2 separate regions of the Homo sapiens genome follow, and region 1 is linked to region 2. Evidence: chromatin contacts called from ENCODE Hi-C data. All regions are on one chromosome and are shown on one strand. Each heading gives the region's core, a stretch centred on a gene start or an enhancer-like site at or near the end of the contact. The rest is flanking DNA. Distances are from core to core; before and after follow the strand shown.

Region 1 (2,915 bases), core at 217-2,716, 96 kb after region 2:
TCCTGGGCTCAGGGAATCCTCCCATCTCTGCTTATGGGGTCACTGGGAATACAGGTGCACATGACCATGTCTAGGTAGATTTTTTTTTTTTTACAGAGACAGTGTTTCACCATGTTACCCAGGCAGGTCTCAAACTCCTGGACTCCAGTGACCACCGTGCCTGGCCTGAGTTTTCTTCATATGCCTAATGTTGTTGTTCTGATCAGAATCTCTATGTTCAATATTAGGGACAAGAGAGGACTTTAAGGATGAGAAAACATTAATGATCAAAATATACCTGGAAAGGGGCCGATGGGATTGATGAGGATGAAGGGCCCTGGGAAATGCCTGGACCTGAGGGTTGCTGGGAAATGTTCCACTGTGGGAAGATCCCTGAGTCTAAAGGAAAGATTTCCAGACCATAGCGCCATGACAGGGAGACACGGACCCTTGTGCATTTCTCCCCCATGTCCTGCAGAGCCCACAGCTTCCACCCTCTGTGGCTTCCAGCTTGGGGGAGTCTCCCTTCTTAGGCCTGGCCACTGTGCTTCTGTCTGGCCTCTGTCCCAGCTCACATTCTCAGATTCAATCTCCCGAAGCTGGTTTTCTGAGGGGTGCCCATCATTTTTGTGAGTAAACACGCTTTACCTTCTAGAGGTGACCAAGACTGTATCTCGTCCCATGCCCTCAAAGGCAATATTGTGTTTTGAGTCTACAGTGTCTCTTTTGTAATTATTTCCTTTTCAGTTTTTGAATTCAATCTAAATGGAGTCTTTCAATCCTTCCGTCTCCTCTCCCACAAAATACCCACCATGTTTTATGCTGTCTTGGTTCCTTCCCAGGGTCCCATTAGAACACCCGGTCCCATCCTGCCCAGCCCCCACCTCACTTTGTAATTTTGGTTTAATTTCCTCCGGAGAAGCCTGAACCTTCGTCTTGAGATCAATCACACCCTCAGTGGTTCCCCTCTGCCACCTGAATGGGCATATGATCTACCATGTTAGAAAGCGTAAATCCCAGCTGACCACTGGATACGCAGAGATATTTATTCTGCTTTCTTAGGGATGAAATTACTGTCTTCTTAGAGCTGTTTTAGCTCTGAGACATTTTGATAATGTTTATGTGGCCAAAGATCCCCCAGCAAAGATACCTTCAGGTTTTGTTTTTTCTGTCAAATGCCAGAAACAGATTCAACCCTTTCCTGCATCACTATGAAGCTCTCATGTCAGTCAAACTCCATCAGTGTTTGTGGAATAAAGGAATGAATGAGTTGTGGACTTTCACCCTATTATTTATATCTTTCACTTTCATAAACGTATATCTGATCCAATCAATTAATCAGAAGAAAGTCGCAAACTCAATCAGGATTAACTGGGTGGAACTTCAGAATCTAATCAGACATCATTTTCTGATTGGAAGTTGGTTGTTGAGATGGGGAGGGTGTGGTTAGAAAGGTCCATAAAAGCTCCCGAAGGTGCACAGGAGAGAATCCAAGGCGCTGACACCTGGAGCTACTGCTCGGTTCTCTGAGAGGTTGCAGCACCCTGCAAACTGAGTCCAGATCTGGTAAGTCACCACCTCCTTAGGGTCATGCCCATCTGATCTGCAGCCAGCCAGCCAGTCAGGGATGGTGACATGCAGCCCAAGGTGGCAGAGAGAATTTTCTTGTCTGTTTTCAGAAGAACAAATTTAGGCTTTGATTTTTCCTCTAAATGTAGTTTTGTCTTCATCCCCCAAAATTGGATTTGTGCTTGGTTTTTGTCATTTCAAAATTCTTATTGAAGCAGTTTTTTTTTTAACAAGAGATATTAAAAAGTTACAACTGGTTGAATTTTTATTTCGTGACATTTGAAATAATTGGTTTTTGTGCCCTTAAATTATAGTTCATAGACTTGGTGGCATCGTGATTTTACATGTTAGGCCTTAGTTTTTACTAATACCTTAAAGATATTCCATAGGCCATTCTCAAGAGTGGAGTCTTTGTTCTGAACATGGGACCCATTTTTTTCCCCTAGATTCCATCCCAAAGTGGGTCATTGTGAGTCTGTGTAAGAGATCAACATTGGAACCTTCATCTGAGAGTTAGTGTTTTTATCCCTAACTTTCACAGGCTCTAGAACACTGTCATGCTGTTTTTACAATTTCTTGTTACAATTTTTCAAAATAAAAAATAATGGCGCTGATTCCAAGGAGTCCCTTTAGTCTTCTGCAAGCATGTCAATTGTGGGAACTGAGAATGTAGGCTGTGTGGGGCCACAGGACATTCTCGTTCCCATTGTTTTAGGGTGGTAAGTGACAAGAAATATTTTCTCAAAAAGGTGGAGCTTAGCTTTCAGGATCCTCAGCAACGCTTCCCAGTGTTACTGAGATTTAGTGCAGCAATGGTTGAAAATGAATGGGCCAGTGGTTACCTTGCCCTCTCCTCATTGTTTGGAAGACATTCTTTATGGTACCAGCAAGGGCAGAATTACAGATTTGTGTCCAGAAAGTGCAGAGTGGAATTGGGGTGAACTAATTACCTTTCCACCTCTACCAGAGCAATGACATTGGCACTAGGAGATGATGAAGTGATGTGATTTGCCGTAAGAATGATGTTTTTTTCTCTAGATTCATCAGGATGAGCCTCCAGGCCCCACCTAGACTCCTGGAGCTGGCTGAGCAGAGTCTGCTGAGAGACCGGGCCTTGGCCATCCCCACCCTGGAGGAGCTGCCCAGGGAGCTCTTTCCCCCACTGTTCATGGAGGCCTTTACCAGGAGATGCTGCGAGACCCTGACAACTATGGTGCAGGCCTGGCCCTTCACCTGCCTTCCTCTAGGGTCCCTGATGAAGTCATGTAATCTAGAGATCTTTCGAGCTGTGCTGGAGGGGCTTGATGCACTGCTTGCCCAGAAGGTTCGCCCCAGGTGAGGTGACCCAGCTAACCAGGTGGGGAGGG
Region 2 (2,841 bases), core at 247-2,746:
ATGGGAGAAAGATGTAGGGTGGGAGGCTAGGCCCATCTCATCTTTTCCTGTTTTCTGCCTCTTTATATTCTAGCTGCACTGGCAGCTGGTTAGACAGTGCCCACCCAGATCAAGGGTGGGTCTGCCTTTCCCAGCTCACTGACTCAAATGTTAATCTCCTTTGGCAACACCCTCACAGACACACCCAGGATTAATACTTTGCATCCCTCAATCCAATCAACTTGACACTCAGTATTAACCATCACAGATACCATTATCTTGAATAAAGTTAGAAAGACCATCTCAATGTGGCCTCCTCCACAGTCATACCTGCTTACTAAGGAGAATAATCAGAGACATTTTTTTTTTTTGGTTGTTGTTGTTGCTTTGAGACGGAGTTTTGCTCTTGTTGCCCAGGCTGGAGTGCAGCGGCGTGATCTCGGCTCACTGCAACCTCCGCCTCCTGAGTTCAAGTGATTTTCCTGCCTCAGCCTCCTGAGTAGCTGGGATTACAGGTGCCCGCTACCACACCCGGCTACTTTTTTGCATTTTTAGTAGAGACAGGGTTGCATCATGTTAGCCAGGCTGGTCTTGAACCCCTTACCTCAGGTGATCCACCTGCCTCGACCTCCCAAAGTGCAGGGATTACAGGCATGAGCCACTGCCCCTGGCCTCAGACATTTTTAAGGGTATAGATGTCCTCCACAAAAATGAATTTCTTGGTGTGTTAGTAAGGGAACTGTCTTCTGTGCCTTCTTGGCATTTGTAGTTGGGGGGTGATCGTGCAGGTTGCAAAAGAGAAATCCAGTCCAACAGTCCCATCTCCATAAGACTTTGGATTTCCTTCTACAAATAGTGCTGGGGAAACCCTGGCATCTCAACTTCATTAAATGTAAGCCATACCACTGTGCCCAAGGTTAAGTTTACAACCACATTTTGGCCAGGTGCAGTGGCTCATACCTGTAATCCCAGCACCCTGGGAGGCCAAGGAAGATGGCTTGAGTCCAGGAGTTTAAGACTAGCCTGGGCAACATGGTGAAATTCCGTCGCTACAAAAAATACAAAAAATTAGTTGGGCATGGTGGCACATGCCTGTGGTCTCAGCTACTTGGGAAGCTGAGGTGGGAGAATCACCCGAGCCTGGAAAGTCAAGCCTGCAGTGAGCTATGATCATGCCATTGCACTCCAGCCTGGGTGACAGAGTGAGACCCTGTCTCAAACAAATAAATAAATAAACATTAAAAATTACCAACACATTTTTAGGTTTTTGTACTTCCCTACTTCGGGTATTAAAAATATGTGTTGGTTGTCTACTACTACTACATAGCAAATTACCCCAAATCTTTGCAACTAAAAACAGCAAGTATTCACTATTTCCCAGTTTTCGTGGGGCAGTAGTCTGAACACAGCCTTGCTGGGAGTCTCTGGCTCAGGATCTCTCATGGGATGTAATCAAGTGTCAGCCAGGGCTGCCATCATCTCAATGCTCAGCTGGGGAAAGATTAGCTTCCTTGGCCACTCATGTGGCTGTTGGCAAACCTCAGGGCTTCACTGGCTGTTGGCTAAAGACATCATTGTGAAGCAGAACACTGTGTACCAGTTACCAGTTCCAGGGGAGAGGTCCAAACACTTCTGCCCATTGCATCTTGGTACTGGAATGGCCAAAGGAAACACAACCTAGTTAAACACTGAATGGAGCAAGCTTGACTTACATAGAGAAGAGGCAGAGGATGATCAGCTTCAAATGTGGTACATATACACCATGGAATGCTACAAAGCCATAACAAAGAATGAGATCATGTCCTTTGCAGCAACATGGATGGAACTGGAGGCCATTATCCTACGTGAAACTTGGGAACAGAAAACCAAATACCACATATTCTCACTTATAAGTCAGAGCTAAACATGGAGAATGCATGGTCACAAAAAAGGAACAGGCACTGGGACCTACTTGAGTGTAAAGGATGGGAGGATGGAGAAGATTGACAAACTACCTGTCGAGTACTATGCTCATTACCTGGGCGATGAAATAATCTGTACCCCAAACCCCTGTGACATGCTATTTACCTATATAAAAAACCTGCACAAGTACCCCTGAACCTAAAATAAAAGTTAAAAAAAAAAGTGTCAATAGTGTGTCCCCATGGCCAGCAAAGCCCCCATGGCCAGTGAGTCTCTCCTGGGGCAGCTGACACAGGGCAATTGGTTACATGCACCTCTCTCATGCTGTAGTTGAAGGACCCCATTCCCTCCCATGGAGACAGACACAGCAGTGGAGTTGGCCAGATGCCATGTGATGCCCATGCTTAGGCAGAACAAAGGAGCACACACTAGCAACAGGGAAAGATCTTCCCACACAAGGCAGCAAGCCTAGCACAGGTCATGTTATGAAATGTCCCAGCCCCAACGTCCATTCTGATGTGGCCAAATGGGGGTGGAAAGATTGCATGTGGGAGACTGCCTTTCCCAGCTCCCCACATGGCAGCTGGCTTCAGAGTGAGTGAGCCAGAGAGTGAGAGAGGAAGCAAGGGAGGGGGTGCCCCGTATACCCAGAGGGAAGCCTCAGTCTCTTTGTTGTTACTATAAAAGTGTATTATAAAACCTGATCTTGGAAGTGACATCTCATCAGTTTTGCCATAATTCTATTCATTCCTTTTTATGGCTGAATAACATTCCATTGTATGAATATACCACAATTTGTCTATTCATTCATCCACTGATGAACACTTGGGTTGTCTCCACTTTTTGGCTGTCATTAGCAATGCTGCTATGAACAATGGCATGCAAGAATCTGTCTGAGTTCCTGTTTTCAATTCTTTTGGGCATATACCTAGGAGTGGAATTGCTGGGTCATACATTGAA

What was found. A loop is a pair of places that touch in the nucleus more often than their neighbours do.
Region 1: a map of K562 shows a loop between it and region 2 (2.3-fold over the local background). The contact joins the promoter of PRAMEF12 here to the enhancer-like site in region 2. A Hi-C loop is called at or near these places in 2 of 168 maps with a recorded cell type or tissue (both K562).

Annotation. Positions count from the first base shown.
Region 1 is chr1:12,772,272-12,775,186 of GRCh38, forward strand. PRAMEF12 (PRAME family member 12) reads left to right here and starts at 1,467. Exons shown (of 3, transcript NM_001080830.5): 1 at 1,467-2,883. The coding sequence starts at 2,597.
Region 2 is chr1:12,676,220-12,679,060 of GRCh38, forward strand. No RefSeq gene overlaps it. Among named protein-coding and RNA genes, the nearest start is that of AADACL4, 34 kb to the left of the region's middle. RefSeq lists a silencer at 254-589. Within about 2 kb of position 1,497, at least 4 of the 41 ENCODE cell types and tissues checked have a DNase peak (open chromatin) inside an H3K27ac peak, as active enhancers do.